Linked DNA regions of Homo sapiens: region 2 is linked to region 1. The links are chromatin loops, found by intact Hi-C in ENCODE. Cell type or tissue: Calu3. All regions are shown on one strand. Each heading gives the region's core, and the rest is flanking DNA. Links, peaks and the distances in the headings are about the cores only.

Region 1 (10,683 bases), core at 2,187-10,186:
AAAAAAATGCTATATTTTTGTATGCATATCCTCAAATATTAAAGCTTGCTTTTTATCCCCCATAGCATAATTTCCAAAAATTACATAGCTCAAAGAGATGTATATTTTTAGTTTTCATATATTTTACCAGGTCCCTTTCTCAAAAGTCTGGGGTAATTCACATATCCACCAGCTGTGATTAAGAGTGGTTTCTCCCTCATCTTCTCCAGCCCTAGGTATGATCATTCTTATTAAGTTTTGCTATTCTGATAAGTGAAAAGCAGTATCCCATCTCTAAAATTTGCATTTCCTTGACTATTAGTGAGGTTCAGCATCTTTCCATAAATGTATTATCCATTTGGATTTTCTCTTCCATGAATCACCTATTTCTATCTTTTGCCTATTTTTCTACTAGGTTATTTCTCTTTCTTATTGACAGACAGGATCTTTGTGTACCAGATATTAACTCGTTATTGGTGGTACATATTGAAATATTTTCTCCAGTCTATAGTTTGTCTTTTGACTTTACATATAGTATCTTCTATCTTTCTGTTTTCTTTTTTTTTTTTTTTTGTCTTTTGTCTTTTGAGACAAAATCTCACTCTGTTGCCCAGGCTAGAGTGCAGTGGTGCGATCATAGCTCACTGCAGCCTTGATCTCCTGGGTTCAAGCCATCCTCCTACCTCAGCCTCCCGAGTAGCTGGGACTACAGGCATGCGCCACCATACCCGGCTAATTTTTGAATTTTTTGTAGAGACGGGGTTTCGCCATGTTCCCCAGGCTGGTCTGGAACTCCTGAGCTCAAGCGATCTGCTCACCTTGGTCTCCCAAAGTGCTGGGATTACAGGTGTGAGCCACTGCACTCAGCGGTATCTTTTTTTTTTTTTTTTTTTTTTTTTTTTTTGTGAGACGAAGTCTCGCTCTGTTGGCCAGGCTGGAGTGCAGTGGCGAAATCTTGGCTCACTGCAACATCCACCTCCTGGGTTCAAGCAATTCTCCTGCCTCAGCCTCCTGAGTAGCCGTGACTACAGGCACGTGGCACCATGCCTGGCTAATTTTTGTATTTTTAGTAGAGATGGGGTTTCACTATGTTGGCCAGGCTGGTCTCAAACTCCTGACCTCATGATCCCAGCGGTATATTTTATCTTTCTAAAATTTAAGCTTCTTATGTCTCTCTTTTCATCTGTAGCTTCTGAATTTTCTACTTTATTTAGAAAAATCTCTTCAAACTCTAGATCATATATTCTAATATTTTTCCTCATGAAACTGTTTTAAATGTTATATTTAAATCTTTCGGATCTGAAATTTTGTTTTAATAACTTAATGAGGTAGAGGTCGTAACCTTTTTTTTTCATTCAGACATAGAGTCAACTGTGCCTATACAATTTATTAAAGAAACCATAGTTTGAATCCACTGGTTTGAAATACCACCTTTATTGTACCCTATAATCCATACGCACGGGGATAAATTTCTGAACTTTGTTCTATTTCTGCCCTATGGGGCTATTTATCTTGTCCTGTACTTTTAATGTACGATTTGATCCCAGTAACTTTATAGTTTTCCTTAGGCCACTTGTAATATTTCTTTGCTGCTGTTGTTTTCATCATTACCATTAAAAAATTCCTTCCAGCTATCAGAGCCTGTGAATGTCAGTAACTTCAAAACAGGCCAGAATAAAGCCAAGAAGGGGAGGGATGGGCCTGTCCCTTACCTGTCCATGTGCCTTTTCAGGAATCAGCTGAGGCAGTGGCCAGACAACAACATTAGGTGAGCACCCACTACGCATTCAGCATTGCTCTTACCACTAACGACAAAGCTGGAAGACCAGAACTTCCAGCAATGGGGTAACAAGGTTCTTATTTCTCAGCTCTGGACCTGTATCTTCTGCAGCCAGTTTTGCGATGTTGGGCTTGGACCCTACCAACTCCATTTCTGTTTTGCCAGTCACTAGAGGGAGGCTGCAGGCGGGACAGGAAGTGTGGACAGGCTCCTTCCTGTTTGCATCTGTGTGTTCCCTGTGAGGGCACCCCAGCAACACATCTTCACCCCAGGAACAGCAGGCCCCTCCTGGAGCAGCACCTGATCCAGTTTGCAGTGTTCCCAACACTTGCAGCTCCATCATCCACCCCACCCCAGCCCTGCATCCCTACCTGAGAGACCCCAGCACCAGCTGGCAGGTGCCCCTTCCGCAGAGGTCTGGGTGCAGGAGTCCTTTCTTCACACCCGGAGACCCCAGCTCCCGCTGAGTTGAGCCCCCTCCTCAGATGTCTGGGTCACAGGCTCTGGAACCCTCCTTCAAAACTCTTCCTTAGGGTTCTCCAGCCCTGGAGTGGTAGCTGCTCCTGCAGGTGCAACCCCCATGAAAGCTTACTCTTCTCTCTCCTTACCCTCTCCTTACCTAATTAACAACTTCATACCTCATTATCAGTTCCTTATGCTGAATTCTCTTTTCAAACTAACTGGTGTGGTTTCTGTCTCCTGATTGAACCCCAGCTGACACAGGTAATGAGGAATTGAAGTTTTCTGGGAAGTGAGGGCTGCCTCTCTTGGCCGCCCTGCTGAGAGCTCCCTTCCCTCCTCCATTCCCAGAATTATTTGGCTGCTGGTCGCCAAGGAGACGACTGACAATTTCCAGTTGCCAAGCCTCACCCTGGAGCTCTACAGAGACATTATGGAAACTCCCCACTCCTTCCTGCTCCTCAGCCAGGGAACTTGGAGAATCTAGCCAGGTTGGGTGGAGGGCACTGGGAGGGGATAGAGAGGAGGTGACAAGCCTGAAGATGGAGAGAGCAGCTAGAAGTTTCCCTGGGCCCTGGCTTCCCCAACAGACCTCAAAAGTCTGGCCCACCCTTGAAGGCTAGGGCTGGCCTGGTGGGCATCCCCTGTGCTGGGTCCAGACAGACTCCTACCAGGGACCTCCAACCAGACCCTCAACTACAGAGAACTGTCCCTATATTGTCATTCCCGGCCTGGTAGCAGCACTGTTGCCAGATGGGGCAGAACCCAGGAAGAACCTGGGAACTGAAGGGCTAGGAGTCTTTCCTGGGGGAAGGAACTGCAGCTGTCCTGAGCACTTTGCTCATATCAGACAGCACTCAAATGCACTGAGGCCTAGTGTCACAGCCCGGGAAACAGCAACAACAGCAACGCTAATAATAATAATCGTAGTGGTGCAGTAGGTGTGACTCTTACTCTATAAACTTAGGTGCACAAAAATATCCATTTCTCTATTTCACTAAAATCAAGTAGAGTTGAGTTCATTCCTGGGGCTCCTGCCTTTTTCCAGCGTCCCACCAGAACCCGGGGGCTTATTGCTATGGTTTAAATGTGTCCCCAAAATTCAGGTGTTGCCAGTGTGGTAGTATTAAGAGATGGGGTCTCCAAGAGGTGGTTGGGCCACGAGGGCTCCTCCCCTGTGAATGGGAGTAGCTGCCCTTATAAAAGGGCTTGACAAAGGGAGTTTATCCCTTTTTGCCCTTCTGCCTTCCACTATGTGGGGACATGGCCTTCGTCTCCTCTGGAAGATGCAGTGACAAGGCGCCATCTTGGAAGACAACAGCTCTCACCAGACACCGGACCTGCTGGAGCCCCGGTCTTGGACTTCCCAGTCTCCAGAACTGTAAGAAAATAAATTTCTGTTCTTTATAAATTACCCAGTCTCAGGTATTCTAGTATAGCCACACAAATTGACTAAGAAACTTAGGAGGGATGAAACCAAGGGAAGGCCTCTAACTGCTGGTCCATCGTGGTGGTTGTTGGCCTGCTCGTTGTCCAAGCTTTCTGTGGGCCTGTGCAGTCAGCAATAGCTCTCCAGTCCTGTACGCTCTGGGGTCCTGGCCTGCTGTCTCCAGACTCTTCTTCTCCCAGGTACCTAGTGACCTCTGAACTGTCCCCAAACTCAGGGAAATCTCTTCCTCTCTGCTCTAACTGCCCCCAAAGGCACTCTCCTTTCTCCATCTCACCCCTTCCACCACCCGGCATACCTCACACAACTTTTACAAAATTAGGAAGATGTTAATGTACAGCTTCTTCCCTGCAAGAATCCCCATGGCAATGCAGGGCTAGAGGCCTGGTGAAAGCAGCTTCTGGTCTGTTTTTGCGTAGTAGTTTAAGGTAAGCTAAAGACATCGGGACATCTCATTGCTGAGTGTTTTAGTATTCATTAAAAAACAGAAACATTGTCTTACATCATCAAAAAACTATTCTCACATATAACAAAATTAATTTTCTAACTTTTTTTTTTTTTTGAGACTGAGTCTTTCTCTGTTGCCCAGGCTGGAGTATAGTGGCGTGGTCTCGGCTCACTACAACCCCCACCATCCAGGTACAAGTGATTCTCGTGGCTCAGCCTCCTGAGTAGCTGGGACTACAGGAACACGCCACCACACCCGACTAAGTTTTGTATTTTTAGTAGAGAGAGGGTTTCACCATACTGGCCAGGCTGGTCTCAAACTCCTGACCTCAAGTGATCTGCCCGCCTCGGCCTCCCAAAGTGCTGGGATTACAGGCGAGAGCCACCGTGCCTGGCTTCTAATATTATCTAATAAACAATTAGTCCCATTTCACAGAGGAAAAACTAAGACTTGAAGTGGGTGAGTAACTTGTTCATCGTCACTCAGGTAGTGGGAACAGAACCAAGATCTGAACCCTGATGTGATTCCAGCTCTCCTCTTTCTTCACATCTCTGCACAGCAGCTTATACGCTCTTACTAATCCACCATCCCGCTCTTACAACAGCTCTGAGCAGTGTCAGGGTGAGCATTGCAATCACATTTTTAACCAATCAGGAAACAGAAGCCATGAGTGTTTTGCTCCACATGCCCAGGTAGGGCTGGTTGAGAAAGGGCTCCGGGAATGGAAAGCAGATGGAAGGAGGGTCAGCTCCCAGGTGAAGCTGGCGCCAGAAACTAGGCCTCCTTCCCTGCGGCCCCAACAGGTGCTCTCCCAGCACTGTCACTGCCTCAGCCTTGGCCTGCGTCTGCCTCCCCTTCCTTCCTCTCCTGATCTGTTCACCTCCTGTTCCCAACCCTTCCATCCAGGGCCTCCTTCATTTCCTCTCTAGTCTCTAAGGATCAGTTTACAAAGTGACTAGGCAGTGGCCCCTGCCTGTCCTCTGTCCCTGTTGTCCTCCTTCCTTTCCTTAGCCATGAACACAGCCGGGGACACGTTGCCTGTGGAGCCTCTAACCCATTTCCTCTGCAGCCCTCGGCTGGTCTCCTGCTGGGGTCCCGGAGGGCCGGGCTGGCCCAACAGCACACATGGAGAAGCCATTTCCTCCAGGAGCATCTGCTCCCCTCCTCAGCCCAGCTGTCCCTGTCCTTTCACATGCTGCTGCTCCAAAGCCCTATGATTTCAGAATCAGGATTCAAAATGGTCACAAGGCAGGAGAGCTGGGTTAAAACCCACAGCACAAAAGGAGGGGCCTGTAGGTTGGCTCAGAGGCACAGGGATGTGGTGCGAGACAAGCGTCATCTGTCCCTGAGTTTACCAAGTACCCACGGTCTGGTGTAGCTGCTGCCCATGCACAGCGGAGGGTCCTGGAGAGGAGGCAGCTGCAGGCACCTGGCGCTTGTTCCAGCCGCACCACTGCCTCGTCCAAAGACACAGGGAGACTCAGGGAGCCGCCGCTTCCTCTCAGGAGAGCCAGGTGTGCCCAGCCATCCTCAGGAGCCAGGGGAGGCCTCAAGGGGGCAGTGTAGCCAACATGCCCTGATACAGGATAAACGTTAGCTGAGGGGGATCCGTGAAACTCAGTAAATAACTGAGCAAGACTTTGAGCATTTTTATCAGAAGAGAAGGGATTTAGCAGTTCCACAGGCCCCTGGCCAGACTGAGTGAGCCACAGTCTCAGAGTGGACGGGGACGAACCAGAGAATGTCCAAAGACGGGGAGCAACCTGGGGCACAGGAAATCAAGCCATGGGGAGAAAATAGGGGAGCATTTGAGCCCATTCATAAAATATGAATAGCAATGCTTTCTCATGGGGCTGTTGGGAACCCCTAACCCACGCCTGGTGTATGTAAGTGTACAACAAATGGTGACTAGTATTATTTATTTAGGTGGAGAAGAGAAGAGCAGCACACGCAGTTTCAAATAGTGAATGACTTTCATCTGGAAGTGAGTGGGGTTTGAGTAATTTTACAAAACTTCCATGAAAGAATTCCCCAAGGATAGAAGTGTCAGGGAAGCAGATTTTCATTCAACTTAAAGAGAAGGAGGGCGAGAGCTAACATTGATTCAATGTATCTGCGTGCCATGCTGGGTGCTTGTGAGGGGTTTAATACTGGTGGTTGTATGTCATTTGTCCAATAACTTGAAGAGGGAGTTATTATTATTTTCATTTCACAGATGAGGCCACAAGATGGAGACGGAGCGGGTTGCTCACCCAAGTTCATGCAGCGCCCATCTGACGTTCCCCCGGGAGGAGCTGCAGGGCCTTCTTTCGAGGAGGTGGCAGAGGGGCTTCCTGCGTGCAAAGGAGGGTCCCACCAGCCCTTTTGGAACCTCAGCCTGGTCCTCCAGAATTTCACCTCAAACTACTGGAGTCTAGGTCCTGAGTCCCTCCTTATAAGCCCCTCATTTCTGAGTTCAGCTACGAGGCCACTCCAGGGACTCCAGGTTGCCCCTTAGTCCACACAGTTGCCTGTCCTTCCCTCCAGGCTGATGTGAGCCCTGGGGGCCCAGGCAGGCTGGGGATGGAGGCCACGCAGTGAGGGTGGAGAGCACAGGCCCTGAGCAGGAGGGGACGATGAGAAGCAGGCACCAGAACCTGGGAATCCACAGCTTTACCTGCCCCAGGGCCCGGCTGCTGAGCTTGCACAGTGCAGAGCACAGCTCCAGGTGACCTCAGCTTGGATGAAGCTCCTTGGGAAGGGGGGAAGGAGGGAAAGAGAGGATCTCTTGTCAGGCCTCCAACCCTGCCACCAGAGGATGGAAAAATCTGACCCCATCCCTGTGCCTTAAACTTAGACGCTCAAGAAACATTTGTTCAATTCATTGTTTACGTTCTTTGGTTAAGAGGTATAAGTAAGTTTAAGAGGCAGGAGCTATACATGCATAATCTCATGTGTTCCTCACAGGAAAACCATTAAAGGAAGAAATTGAAGCTTAGAGAAGTTCTGTAAGATGCTGAGGTCACACAGTAATAAAGAGATAAATGTGTGTTCTCATTACTGCGCTTTCTTGTCTCTCAAAGCAAGGAACCAGCTCACCTTGTCTCTCCCAGCTCCTCACCTCCCGAGGCAGCAGGGACAGGAGCCCTGGGCCTGTTCTCCCATTCCAGACACATCTCTTCTCTTCCAGACAGGGGCTGTGGCTCTGCCATGGGGTTCCTGTTCTGGCAGAGCCAGGACACAGGATGGGGGTAGGCTTCACCTCTGTGATGGTCTGTTTTATGTGTCAACTTGGCTAGGTCATGGGGTACCCAGATATTTCAAACATCACTCTGGGTGTTTCGGGAGGGTGTTCTGGGGTGAGATGAACATTTGAATTGATAGAATCAGTAAAGAACATTGCCCTCCCCAACATGGGTGGGCCTCATCCAATCAGGTGACGGCCCGAACAGAACAAAAAGGCTGAGTAAGATGGAACTCCGCCTGCCTGACTGCCTGAACTGGAACTGCGGTCTTTTCCTGCCTTCAGACTCAAACTGAAACCTCAGCTCTCCCTGGATCTCAAGCCTGTGGACAGCAGATCTTGAGATTTGTCAGCCTCCATAATCACATGACCCGATTCCTTATGATAAATCCCTTTCTGTATATACATACAACCTCTTCGTTCTCTTTCTCTGGAGACCCCTGACTAATATACCCTCTCTCCCTGACTCTCCCTTCGAGGGTCCCCTTCCTAAGGGGAAAGAGCAGGTTGAGGAGCCCCACCTGACTTCCGTGTTCCTGATGCCCCAGCTGAGAAAAGGCTGGGGGGCTGATAACGCAAGCAGCGTAGACTAACTCTGCATCAGCACAAGCTCTTGCCACTGCCAGAGGATCCTTTAAAGCTCCCCTGATTCACATGGCTAGAATTCTCCCGTTCTCTCCAGAGACAGGGGCCGGCCACCCTGAGGTGGAGAGTGCTGCCGGATCCCCACACTTTATTTCCATAGGAACCTCTAAGGGAGATCGGAGGAGATTCCCAGTCTGGGGAGTGGGGGAATCAAATGAGTGGCCCGTATGCACTGGTCACCAGGGGCAGTCAAACCTGACTCTCAGGGACCACCTGCCATTCTGCTCCATAGCTGAGTTAGGAGGGAAAGGGAACTCGAGACCCTGAGGAAGGCATGGAAGGGCTTGGCCGTGGATCGAGTGAGGGTGGGATAGGGGTCTGTCCATACAGCCTCTTCATGCAGCCACTGTCCCAGGCAAGTGAGAAGCCAGAGTGCCACAGTGACATCTTGGGCCCTGGAGGAGCCACCTGGAATTCAACTCTGACAGCTCCTGTCTTGGCTGAGCCTTGGAGAACCTGAAACCGGACATCAGATCCCCCTTCTCACTGGGGTTCAGGAATCTCATCCTCCGTCTAACCCTGCCACCAGAGGATGGAAAAATCTGACCCCCTCTCGGGCTGTCATTCAGAGACAGCTAGACAACAGGATATGCTCCAAGAGCTAGAGAGACAGAGAATTCAGAGAGCCCTGGACAGCAGGAATGCTGGGCTCCAGCCCAGCTCCGGGATCCAGACTTGATAGTTCAAATCTAGCTAGGAGCATGAATGGTGCACCTACTGCATGCTGGGCACTGTTCATCCGTGTGTGTGCATGAGCGCATGTGTGGACAGGCATGAATGAATGAATGAATGATATCAAACACATATGTGTGCATGAATTATATCAAAGATTTGTAAAGTACATAAAAAATAAACGTACAGCTTGAGGAACTGTAACCCTCACTCGACTCAAGGAACAGCACATTTCAGCACCCAAAAAGCACCCCCGTGTGCTAATTTAAGTCTTGTCATTTGATATTCACAATATACTCTTTACAACAAAGAAGGTGTTATTATCCCACTTATCTGTGAGGAAGCTAGGGCCCAGGGAGGCTCGGAAACGTCCTCGCTTTTCAGATTATCACCAACCCCAGCTGTCTGACTCCACAGCTCCTCCCGCCACTCCACCTAAAGGTTGTTTGAACCTCAAGGTCCCTGTGGTCGGGAGTCCTGTGTTGGGCAGGTAATTGGACCAGAAGAGTTTGGGGGCCTTTCTCAACTCTGTCCAGTGATTCTAATTTTACAATATCCTTTGAGCGAAAATGCAGGGAGCTCGTGGTCCTCTCCCCTGGGTCTGCCCCAGCCACGTCCTACCCTCCCCAATTCTGCATTATGGATGGGGTGAATCATCTGGTAAATAATTAACGAGTCATCGAGGCACTGAGGGTAACAGGAGAGCAGGGGTGGAGGCATGGGCAGGGCTAAAGTTGGCAACCTGAGCCAGACCACCATCCTCCCAGGGCTGGGCTCTGCTCTGGGTAGAAGGGGCCCACAGGTCAGGCAGGAGCCTCAGGTGGGTGGCCATCAGGGAGATGGGGCCATGGTGGGTCAGAGGGCCCAGCACAGCCCAGTCAGCCTCCTGCTGCTGATACACCTCTGCCTTCTGCACCTGAGGGCCTCAGGTGAGTGATACTCAGACCCCCCAGGGGGTTCATTTCCCACTCCCATCCCATTATTCCTGCCACTTCCTGGGGGATCCTCCTTTTGCACTCCATTCCATGAAGTCCGTTCAGTCATTCATCGGCTAGACATTTAACTAGCGTTCACTGAGCGACTACTATGTGCCACGTAGGTGAGAGCACTCTGCTTAACCTTGAGAAGCTGGAGTCATCCTGAGAGCCACTGTGAGGTGGTAAGCCTAGGAGTGGTATGGTCAGATCCAGGTTTCAGAAAGCTCCCTGGTTTTGAGGGGGATTAGGGCAATCAGGAGATCATTGCCATAATCCAGGTGAGAGATGCTGGCATCTTGGGCCAAAGCAATGTCCATGGGGTTGGAAGAAATTGGTTTCTGGGTTACATATTTTTATTCTTTTTTTTTTTTTGAGATGGAGTCTTGCTGTCACCCAGGCTGGAGTGCAGTGGTGTGATCTCGGCTCACTGCAACCTCTGCCTCCTGGGTTCAAGTGATTCTCCAGCCTCAGCCTACCAAGTAGCTGGGATTACAGGTGTGTGCCACCATGCCCAGCTAATTTTTGTATTTTTAGTAGAGCCAGGGTTTTGCCATGTTGGCCAGGCTGGTCTCAAACTCCTGACCTCAGGTGATCTGCCCGCCTCAGCCTCCCAGAGTGCTGGGATTACAGGCCTGAGCCACTGAGCCCGGCCCCAGAGACTTACTTTCATGCAAATTTGCTGAGGTCCTCAGCACTTCATGGCATGAGGCCCACCCTGGCCACATGTGAGGGGACAGCGGGGAACATGGTACTTGGGCTTAGGCTGGGGTTGAGGGCTGGGCCCTGAGCCGAGAACACCTGTTAAGTGACTTACTCCACAGGAACTACTTAATGGCTGGTCCCTGATAGACTGGGAACTCCATGAGAGCAGGGGTGGGGGGCTCATTTGTCCTTGTGACCCCGGCACTCTATGCTTAGTTGAACGAATGCTGGATGGGCTGATGCGGGCGGTGTCCTCTTTCCCTTGCTGCAATCAACTGGAACAGGGTGGGAGGGAGCCCTGGGATCCTCCTGGAATCCTTACACAGGAACTCCAGACCCCGAGCCACCAGT
Region 2 (10,683 bases), core at 1,601-9,600, 170 kb after region 1:
GGTCCCACAAGGCTCTGGTCAGCTCTTCTGACCGCCTCTGCCCTGTCCCTGGCTCAGCCCACACACCCCACCGTTCCAGCAAAGAGGACAAAAATGCACATCCACCCTATGGTGGTGACATCCTGCAGTTTGCTAATGAGAAACAAGTGGCCTTCCATGCTCAGTGCAGAGGGAGGAGGACAGAGTCCCACCTCAGGCCAAACCCACATTTCTGAGGTGGCAGAGGGTGACACGGCCAGGAGGGTGCAAAGGACTCCTCCACCTAGATGGCTCCTTGGACATGAAGGCCCTTGGCGGGGCAGCCTTCCCTCCTCCTCTCTCACACCACAGCCCTTCCTGTTATGGGGCACTGGACAGGGCTTGGATGTGGGCAGGAGGGCAGCCAAAGCCTGAGTCACTGGGAGGGGACAGCTGGGTCTTGAGTTGTGGTCTCCGTGGGGAGGACTGGGAGGATGGGGATGGGTGCAGAGGCTCTTCCTCTCCACTCCAGAAGAATCTCTTCGCCCTCGAGGTGTGAGCTGGAGGCCTGTCTCTGGAGCCCTCTGCAGCCGTCTCAAACCTCACTGCCCTTCTCAGCCTCCAAGGCCCACCTCCTTCTCTAGGGGCACCCACTCCCTCCTCTGCAACTCAGTTCTTTCTCGCCCCAGCCTCATTAGTCAAACAGAAAACAGAGGCCCATAGAAGGTCATTGACTCATTCTGGGTAACAGAGCAGTGTGAGGACTAACGTCTACTGCCTTAGACTCTGAGTAAAGCTGGAGACTCTGGCTGGACCCTTGGCACTGGAAAGAGGGACTGTCCCTGAGGCTGGGGTGACCTGGCATGTCTCTCCCAGTCTGGCCCACTGGCAGCTCCATGCCCAGCTCCACAGGCACAAGTAGGTCAAAGCCAGCCTCCCTGAGCAAAGCCTGCCTGACGCCTGCCCAGAACGCTTGCTGCCCCTCTCAGCTATCTGTCCAATGCACAGGCCTCTCTGGCACCATCCAAGGCTGCACACTGGCTCTTGCTACCTGCGTCCTGCATCTATGCCCTCCACACTCTGGGTCCCGGGGTCCTTGGTGACTCTCCTCTACAACACAGCAGCCTTGGGTTGTCTCTTTGCCTGGGTTTCAGTATCTTCCAGAGCTTTGGGAGGGAGAGCTTCCTTTCCCTCATCAGCCCAATGGAGCCCCGCTCAGTCAGGCTTGTGTAGCCTCCTGTGAAAGGGACTCAGTGTCTAGTGAGGGCCCATTTCCCGGTTCATAGATGGTGGCCTCTTGCTATATCCTCACATGGTAAGGGAGGCAGGGCAGCTCTCTGGGGCCTGTTTCATAAGTGCACTAACCCCATTCCCAGGGGCTCTGCCTCCATGACCTAATCACCTCCCAGGGACCCCACCTCCCAATACCATCACACTGGGGATTTTGTTTCAACACATGAATTCTGGAGAGACACAAACATTCAGACTCCAGCATTTCCAATACGACTCGAGCCCCACCACACCACCCAATTCTTGGCAGTCCCTTCCCTTGGCCCTTGTGGCTCCCAGAACCCACAGGGTCCCTGCACGCAAGGGACTGAGCCCCAGAGCCACACTGCGGCTGCCCTTTGACTTTTCCCAATGCCCTGTCCCATCCAGAGAATTGGACCTCCTTGGAATGATGCTGACCCAAAAGAAGGCTGATTTGCAGCACCCTCTGGGCTGCTGGCCCCGGGGCCGGTCCTCTCAGGGCCCAGCATGATGGCTGCCTCGCCCCAGCTCTCCTGTCTCACTCCAGACTCCCTCATGCCTTGGAGCTGAGCCTGCAGGAGCTGTGGCCAGGGCAGGTTCTGGACCCTACTCCACCTCCCTAGCCCCTCCTCTCTCCTCCAAGCAGTCCCGCAGTGGGTGCCAGCCCTGCCTGGGGCTCTGGCTGCATGACAATTTCCAGGCCTACCTTGCGTGGGGACTGGGGATTGGGCATGATAAGAAACAGCACATGACAGATGTAGAGGTTGGGAAGGTGGCCTGGGAAGGCCTCTGCAGTGTGGATGCAGAAAACTTGAAGCAGAGTGGCTGGCAACTGCCCAGTCCTGGGCTTCCCAGAATGAAGGGAAGCCAGACCTGGGGGTGGAGAGAGGGGCCAGAAGATGCCCTCATCTCCCATGGAGTCGCCTGTCTGCTCGCGGTGCTTTTTCCAAGCTGCTGGCACAGCTCCCTCGCAGGCTATTATTGTCAACACCCTCCCTGTTGCCTGGTGTCCCCATGGAGGGACACTGCCATTGGCCATGTCTTTGCCACACCCTGTCCTTGCCACATCCCAGAGACCTGGGAGAAAGGACTGGGGATTTGAGGTCCCCAGGCAGCCCATAATGCCGAGAGACCTCACTGCCCCTTAGCTGTCAAGCTCCTCTCTCCTTGGCTTCTCTTCTGTGAATTTGAGACCCCTCTCTGCCATTCTACCTATGTCTTCTCCAAAAGCCTAGGGAAGGAAGGATCTGAGTGATGGAGACCCCTCACTCCCACACACAGGAAACATCAGGATGAGAAGCCCACATCTCTCCTCACTGGTGTCTCCCAAACCCACCTTCTCAAGGGATCTTTAGCCCCCAGCCTAGCAGTAGGTAGCATGGGCTCATTTTGAACCATGAGCCCAGAGCCGGGCTGAGCCCTTTCTCCACTGAAGGCCAATCTCTTGCCTATCCCCTGCCACACAAGTTTCCCATCCATTCTGGAACACCCTTAGTCACAGACTGTCTGTGTGGACTAAGGGGAGGCTTAGGGTGGCAGTAGCTGGACACTGTCTATACCTATGTCACCGAGGGATGCAGGGGCAGCTATTTCCTGGAAGAAGAAAACAGAGAAGCCCAGAGACAGGCGGCGGGGAGACAGAGGCGGAGACCAAAAGCAGCATGACAGAGAGACAGGAGCTGGGGGAAGCAGAGAGGGCCAAATTGACACCACATGGCTGCCGCGCCAGACCCCAGGGCCCAGCAAACAGGCTTCATGCTGTCAGTTGCCATGGTGACAAACATGCAGGAAATATCCAAGATAACTAGAATAGTGGCAATAACATGTGTTCTGGATAAAACCTTCCGCGGCCCCACCCCCTCCAGTGTATTCGTTGCATTACTCAGGATAAACTTGGCTTTTGCACATTCACCTTCCCCGAGAGGCTGGGGCTGCGGGTCCTCGGGTTGTCGGGTGAAAGGCACGGCTGCCCTTGGGAAACGAGTGGACCTGAGGCAGATTTTTGCTCAGGAAAAAAAAGGTGTATTTTGTGCCTCTCACCTCACTCCTGCCTCTCCGAGTCTGGATTTGGGCACCCATATCCTTCTGCTCTGGAACGCGAAGGCCAAGAAGAGTCTGAATTCCTGTTTGAGGTCACATAGCAGGTCTGAGGACAGAGGGGACATCCTGGGAGGTCCTTCAGGAGCCCACAAAGCATCCCAAGGGAGTTCAAGATCCATCAAGAAGCCAAAGCTAACGTGAGGGCGCCTGAGGCCGTGTGCAAAGCTGGACACCCTGGCAGTGCCGGTGCCTCTGCTGGGGCAACACTGCCTCCACTCCCGAAGCAAGGGCAAGGTATCCCGGGGGAAGAGGCAGAGAAGGGAGGGAGGAACAGGGGCGCTTTGGGGCAGGTGACTCTGAGAAAAGGAAGAAAAGGACAAGTTTGGCCTGGTATTCACACAGAAAAGTGACTCCCACACCTGAGAGAATGGAAGGAAGTAAGGGGGACATCTCAGAAGAGAGCAGAGCCTCCTAGAAAGCACCCCCTATTCCCCCAGCTCCTAAAGATTGACAGAGGGTTGGGGGGGGCGGGCGTGCCAAAGTCACCACTAAAGGCCCAGCTGGAAGCCAGCCAAGACAGTTGGTGCCCACCAGACTGTTTGGATTCCCCCTGCACTCTCTGGGTTGCTGGCAGAAAAGATTCCGTGGAAAGGACGCGAGATTTCAAGTCCTGCCACCTACTGCCTGTACAACCTCAGTGAGGCCGGTGACTTCCCAGGGCTTCCATCCTCTGCTGGGTGGAGCTAACACTAACTTATCTCTCCAGGCTGCTAGGCGGAGTAAATGCCACAGGGCACGTGGGAGCACTTGGCACATTGTAAAGCTCTGTGTCCAAGCTGTTGAATGCTGTTGTGACTCAGGCAGAGAGCAGCAGGCAGGCCAGGGAGAGGTTGCAGGCAAAGGTTCATGTGAGGAGACTCTGGTTTTTCTAATGACACTACACCCAGATTTTCCGATCTAAACAACCAGCTTCAGTTGTGATTTCCCATGTTGGAAAGTTTCTGGAAAATGATCCATGATAGAAATGGGTTTGGGAATGGTCCACCTGGACACAGTGGCCCTTACTTGGCTTGGAGCATTCCCCTTGGGAATGCCAGAACCAATTCGTGGCCTAGTGGGACAAAGGGAGCCGTTCTACCCAATGACCCTTGCTCCTGACCCTCTTCAGTGACCACAATCCCAGCCAGCACCCCTCCACCCCCCACCACCAATCGGGAGCATGAGCCAGGTCTGGAAGCGGCCCTTAAATGACCTTTTAGACCCAAGTGAGGTTTCCCAGCTCCCTTGGGAATCTAGGGATCTTACAAACTGAGATGAAACCAGATTAGCTTCCATTTTTGCTGTTGGGAAGAGTGAAATTCACCCCACTCATCCCAAGTTCAAAGCCTTACTTTGGTACCATGTTGCAAGGAATGTGGATGGAGGTGAGACAGAGACAGGTAGGGAAAGCAAGAAATGGCTCAAGCCTTGGTGCTCAGCTTCCCCAGTAACTGCCAAGTGTAGGGAGGGACTGGCTCAGGGAATCCTGTTCCCCAAACCCAGGACCAAGACAAGACCACTGGAGGAGCAAGGAGCTGTCAGCCCCTCACAGGTGGCACACCAGCTGGGCATGCAGGGGAAAAGGCAGACCGAGGCTGGGCCCAGGACCTCCACCATCCTGGCTCCGGGGGAGGACAGCAGGAGGCCTGGTCGGCAGAACACCACCCACCACCTCCCCAGCTGGCTGCCTTCTCTGTATCTGGTTTCACTCTCTCCACACTTATTTGCCACACCAGCAGAAGAGGCAGCTTCAGTGGCAGAAGTCTGGGTGTGTGTGGTGGGGGTGGGGGATGATGGGGGCAGAGGTGGGTGGTGGAGTGATGGGGTAGAAGGAGGACCCAGACAATCCCAGTTGCTTCTCCAAACACTATCAGGAAAGTTCAGAGCAAATAAGAGCTCTAGATGGCTGGAGCCCAGAGGAGGGCCTAGTGCCTGCCTGCACCCTGTCTTCACAATTCCCTAGGGTGTTTGAGAGAAGCAGAGGCAAACTGTCCATTACAGAAAAGCCTTAACCTGAGAAGGGGGAACCCGGTCTCCCTTCCCTACTCCATAGCCCCAGCTGGGACTCCAGCCCAAGCGCCGTGGAAGGTGTGGGCAGAATACAGAGGCACAAAATCTGCCCCAAAGACTTCGGGGTATGGTGTTTCATGGTCCCAGGGTAGGGACATAGTGCCGGCAGCCACTTTTTTTCTGTTTGCCAAGGAGCTTTCTCCCTGGGGATTAACAGGGCCTTCCTGCCACCCCATCTGGCTGGTACAGGAGCCAGAACACCACCCCTGGCTGCCAGCCAGCCTGTGTCGGGGGAGCCAGGGCTCTCTCAGAGACTTACAGACGTGGTGCTGGGGCCTTAGGGCAGGAAGAGGGAGGCAGAGGCCTCTGGGGCCACCCAGCTGGGAAGTCCTGACCCTGAAATTCAGCCAGTCCCTACCTCTGGCCTGTGGCTGAGGGTGGACAGGGAGTCAGGAGGGTCTCTGTTTTGCCTTCCTCCTCTCTCTCTCTCTCTCTCTCTCTGTCTCTCACTCTCTCCTGAAGATAGGGAATATATAACCAATCTATAACCTGGAAGACTGAGGACAGGAGACTAGGAGGCAGTGGACTTCAGTCTTGGTAAGATGTGATCGCCCGTTGGAAAGGCCAAGCCTAACTAAGGGTGGACAAGCTCTTGGACAGGGTAGGAATGGGACTGAGAACCCACTGTCTCCTCCTCATACCACTGCCCACATTTTATCCACTTTCTCTCAGGGACCCCCGAGACCCCGTAGCCAGGAACCCTCCCCCAGCCCCATGAAGGGAAGGAGGGCCCACTGCCCTGTGGGGTAATGAGCAGCTCCACCCTGCTTGGGAGGAGGGTCAGTGAGAGAGCCGCTGGCACATCAAAGAAGGCAGGGCCTGTGTCCCGGAAGGCAGCTCTCAACAGCCAGCAGCACCCATAGAATGGGACCACGCCAGACGGCCCCCAAGACCAATTCTCATCTCACGCTATGTGCCCCCCACCAAACGGCTGTAGCCTGCACTTGTCTGTCCGATCACCCTTCCCTGCACTGTGCTGAGTAAACAAACACAGCACTCAGGCAGCCCTCTGCTGGCAAACACGTCTGACTTAGCAACCGCTCCTAGAATAAATAAACACCACACGCTTACACACACTCAGACACACTTGCTCGTGCTCTTTCCTGGAACCGGGGACTGCTCCCTGTCCCACGTGCGGCTCCCACTGGGCCCCAGCCTCAAACAGGCTACATCAGAGTAGTGCCTGAGACTGTCACCCTTTGCCTGGGTGTGGGGATGAGCTGGGGCCTCAGGTGCACAGAGACCTGGACCCAGGCTTGGAGCTTCCTCAGGCAGCCCACCAGTCCCGGGGGGGGTGGGGGGTGCTCTGTTAGGAGCCACTCATCCTGAGGGGACCACCGGAATGAGACTCTAGACACTTGGAACATTACAGAAGTAAAAAAACCTTCGACATGATCCAGTCACCGGCTCAACCAGCAAAACCTCCCGCAAGCAGGGGGTGACCCGAACCCCAAGGATAGGCCTCACAGAGCCTCACAGATCAGAACTCGGGCCCCAAATCCTTTCCACTTCCCCACAGAGGCCCCCCCTCCCCCCATCCTCTGGATTCTTTTCACAGTTGTGTCCCTTCGGGGCCGGGATAGTTTAAGGGGGAAAACACCACCCAGATGGCAGATTCAGAGATGACAATTGGGCAGTAAAGCCTCCCGCTTAGTCCTGGAAGGACCTTCTCAGCAAGGTCCTGCTGGCCTTTACCCTTCCCTGGGAGCTTCCCAGGAGGTATCCTTGCCCTCTCCTTGGGAAGGGTGGCGTCTTGAGACTGCCAGCCCTGCAGTAAGTGCCAGGTATCCCTAACAAGAAGTCAGATGAAAATGTCAGTTACCTGGAGGCCTGTATTAAATCTAGGGGAACAATACAGGAAAAATCACTTAGGCCAAAGAGACTGGAAGTTACCCCCAGGAATTTGTGTTTAATACGTAAGAAAATGCAGGCGCACCGAGGCAGGGGTGGTGGTAGCATCCATTCCTGCCTTGAGAGACAGCTACAGACCAAGACAGGCCTGGCATCCGGCAGAGTGGCACAGCAGAGGCATCAAAGCTTGAGCTTCGGGCAGATCTGGTTTCAGATCTCAGCTTTTCTCTTATTAGCTGTGGAGGACTGGGCAATTTACCTCATTTCTTCTCTCTATAAAGTGGGGGAAATTCCCCTCTTTCATGATTGCTGTAAAGATTAATAAGATGGCATATATAAAGACGCCAGCACTAGCACCCTTGCCTTCAACAGTGACTGACAGAGATGGCATGATTTAAAATCCCACCCTTTGTTAAAGCTGGAAAAAACATATTTACGGAGTTGAAGCAGAATATGTGAGAAAGTGCATTATAATAAAAACGACCTACAAAATTGAGGCATTATCATTTAAAAGTTTCACTGTTCAGATTAATCTGTACTTTGTATATTTCCAAAGCCCAAGCCTTATTCAATGACTGCATATTGTTACTATAATAATTGTAGTCAGGTACAATAATTGTTCATTAAAATAGCAATAAAAGTTGAATGAAAAAATTCATCTTGTCAGTCAAGAGAGTACTGTTAATATAATAATTGTAGTCAGGTACAATAATTATTCAATAAAATAGCAATACAAGCTAAATGCAGAATATTCATCCTGTCAGGCAAGAGCATATTTCTTTTACTTGCACCGTAACTTTGTCATAGTGAGAAACTAACGGAGGCTAAGAAGAAAGCACAGAAAGAATTCGCAATTGCAAAAATATGGAGCTGGGGACTGGGCACAGTGGTTCATGTCTGTGATCCCAGCACTTTGGGAGGCCAAGGTGGGCAGATTGCTTGAGCTCAGGAGTTTGAGACCAGCCTGGGCAACATAGTGAGATCCTACCTCTAAAAAAAGAGGAGCCTTTTAAATGCCCGTCAACCAACAAGCAAATTAAGCAAATGTGGTAGACCAGGCACAGTGGCTCATGCCTGTAATCCCAGCTCTTTGGGAGGCCGACGTGGGCCGATCACCTGAGGTCGGGAGTTCAAGACCAGCCTGTCCAACATGGTGAAACCCCATCTGTACTAAAAATACAAAATTAGCTGGTCGTGGTGGCACACGCCTGTAATCCCAGCTACTTGGGAGGCTGAGGCAAGAGAATCTCTTGAACCCGGGAGGCGGAGTTTGCAGCGAGCTGAGGTCATGCCATTGCACTCCAGCCTGGGCAACAAGAGCAAAACTCCGTCTCGAAAAAAAAAAAAGAAAAAAGAAAATGTAGTATATATACACCATGGACTACTACTCAGCCATAAAACGGAACAAAATAAGGGCCTTTGCATCAACTTGGATGGAGCTGGAGATCATTATTCTAAGAGAAGTAACTCAGGGATGGAAAACAAAGCCATATGTTCTCACTTATAAGTGAGAGCTAAGCTATGGGGATACAAAGGCATAGGAATGGTAGAAGGGACTCTGGGGACTTGCAGGGAAGGGTGGGAAGGGGGTGAGGGATGAAAGAGTACACACTGGGTACAGTGTACACTGCTCGGGTGGCGGGTGCACCAATCTCTCAGAAATCACCACTAAAGAACTCATCCACATAATCAAAAACTACCTGTACCCCCAAAACTATTAAAATATATATTTTTAAAAAGAAAACAAAATATTGGGGAATAAAACAAAGTCAGAAAGCCCATAAAGCCGGCTGGTGGCTGTAGAGGCACAGAGGCGTGCATTTTTAGGTCGCAGGTGTGGGGGTGAGGACCCTGAGGAGGCAGTCTCGCCCGGACTCCTGGAGACCCGCATAGCCCTCGCTGGGAGACACTATGGGCCTTTTCTACATGTCCCCTCACCTCTCTGTCTTCTCTGGCTGTCTGGCCCGAGCTGCCGTCCATGTGAGCAGACACGGCACTCAGGGCCAGGAGACTCAGAGCAAGGCCAGGAGGGCACAGGGGCAGGGGACTGGCAGGCTGACAGTCCTGGGGCTACACGGGAAGCGGTCAGCTCAGAGCCAAGGCTGTGGACCAGGGCTGCTCCTCAGAACTAAAGGCTTGCAACCAACTACTGGCTAGACAAGGCTGGGAAATCAAGCATTACAGAGCGCTGCTGACTGTGAGTCTGCATGGGCAGGAGGCTGAACTCACAGCCAGGAGACTAGGACATCGGGCAGCAAATCTAGGAAGGGTCTGGGCAGCAACTATGGGACCCTATTGGCAAGAAAAGACTTTGATATGGGACCAAAGACTGGCTGAAGAGGGAATGCCTACATTTTGTTTGCCAAGTGCAGGCCTCAAGGCCTGAGTTGATAGGTACAGGGAAACACTAAATGGCCTGGGGTGTGACAGACTGTGTGCAAGGCAGTTCCTTAGAGCAGACGCAGAACTCGCCATCCTGAAACTCTACCTGTGTAACTGCCTGCAAATAGCAGCAGGCGCTCATGGGGAAGAACATGGTTCGTGACTCTTCTGTGCCACTTACTAGCTTGGGAGAGTTACCTAGCCTCTGTCAGTCTCAGTTTTCTCATCTTTAAAACAGGGATAATGACACCTACCTCATCTGGTAGTGGTGATTGTGTGAACTCGGTGATGTAAGGGATGTTAAAACGCTTTAGCACTTGGCCTGGCCCCGTTGAAAGTGCTCCATAAAAGCTAGGCATGATTACTAATTAAACATTTATTGAGAGTACCCTGGCCAACATGGAAACCCCATCTCTCCTAAAAGATATAGAAATTAGCCAGGCATGGTGGTGGGTGCATGTAGTCCCAGCTACTCAGGAGACTGAGACAGGAGAATCACTTGAACCCAGGAGGCGAAGGTTGCAGTGAGCCAAGATCATGCCACTGCACTCCAGCCTAGGAGAACAGAACGAAACTCCGTTTCAAAAACAGCAACAACAACAACGACAAAAAGTTTCTTGAATGTAGGCCGGGCGCAGTGGCTCATGTCTATAATCTCAACACTTTGGGAGGTCGAGGTGGGTGGATCAACTGAGGTCAGGAGTTCAAGACCAGCCTGGCCAACATGGTGAAACCCTGTCTCTACTAAAAATACAAAAATTAGCCAGGTGCACTGGTATGCACCTGTAATCCCAGCTACTGAGGCAGCTGAGGCAGGAGAATCCCTTGAATCCGGGAGGCACGGTTGCAGTGAGCTGAGATTGCACCATTGCACTCCAGCCTGGGCAACAGAGCAAGACTTTGTCTCAAAAAAAAAAAAAAAAAAAAAAAGTTTATTGAGTGCCTATTATATGCCAGGCCCTATACTTTGTATAGGACATACAAAGATGAAAAGTGTAGACACTGCTTTCAACAGGTCTAGGCTTCCAGGGGTGGGCAGAGGCTCCTACTTCAAATAAGCAATCACAGCCGAGTATGCTCATTAGCAGTGGA

What was found. Hi-C counts contacts between places; a loop is a spot of excess contacts. Peaks named below come from ENCODE experiments on the same cell type or tissue, not always from the same donor. Only the 100,000 strongest peaks of a DNase experiment are listed, where the experiment ranks them.
Region 2: a loop joins it to region 1, with 4 times the contacts of the local background. A loop is called at or near these places in 7 of 110 quality-filtered maps.

Annotation. Positions count from the first base shown.
Region 1 is chr11:125,936,556-125,947,238 of GRCh38, forward strand. It overlaps VSIG10L2 (V-set and immunoglobulin domain containing 10 like 2), which reads left to right and starts at 9,489. Exons shown (of 12, transcript NM_001365077.2): 1 at 9,489-9,582. The coding sequence starts at 9,501. It overlaps DDX25-AS1 (DDX25 antisense RNA 1), which reads right to left and starts at 2,487. Exons shown (of 4, transcript NR_199024.1): 1 at 2,131-2,487. RefSeq lists a silencer at 5,579-5,738. In Calu3, for the core only: CTCF peaks have their summits at 5,701 (motif pointing right) and 5,909; a DNase peak (open chromatin) is centred at 5,666.
Region 2 is chr11:126,109,730-126,120,412 of GRCh38, forward strand. No RefSeq gene overlaps it. Among named protein-coding and RNA genes, the nearest start is that of CDON, 52 kb to the left of the region's middle. In Calu3, for the core only: no CTCF peak of the experiment used is centred there; DNase peaks (open chromatin) are centred at 4,032, 5,602 and 6,412.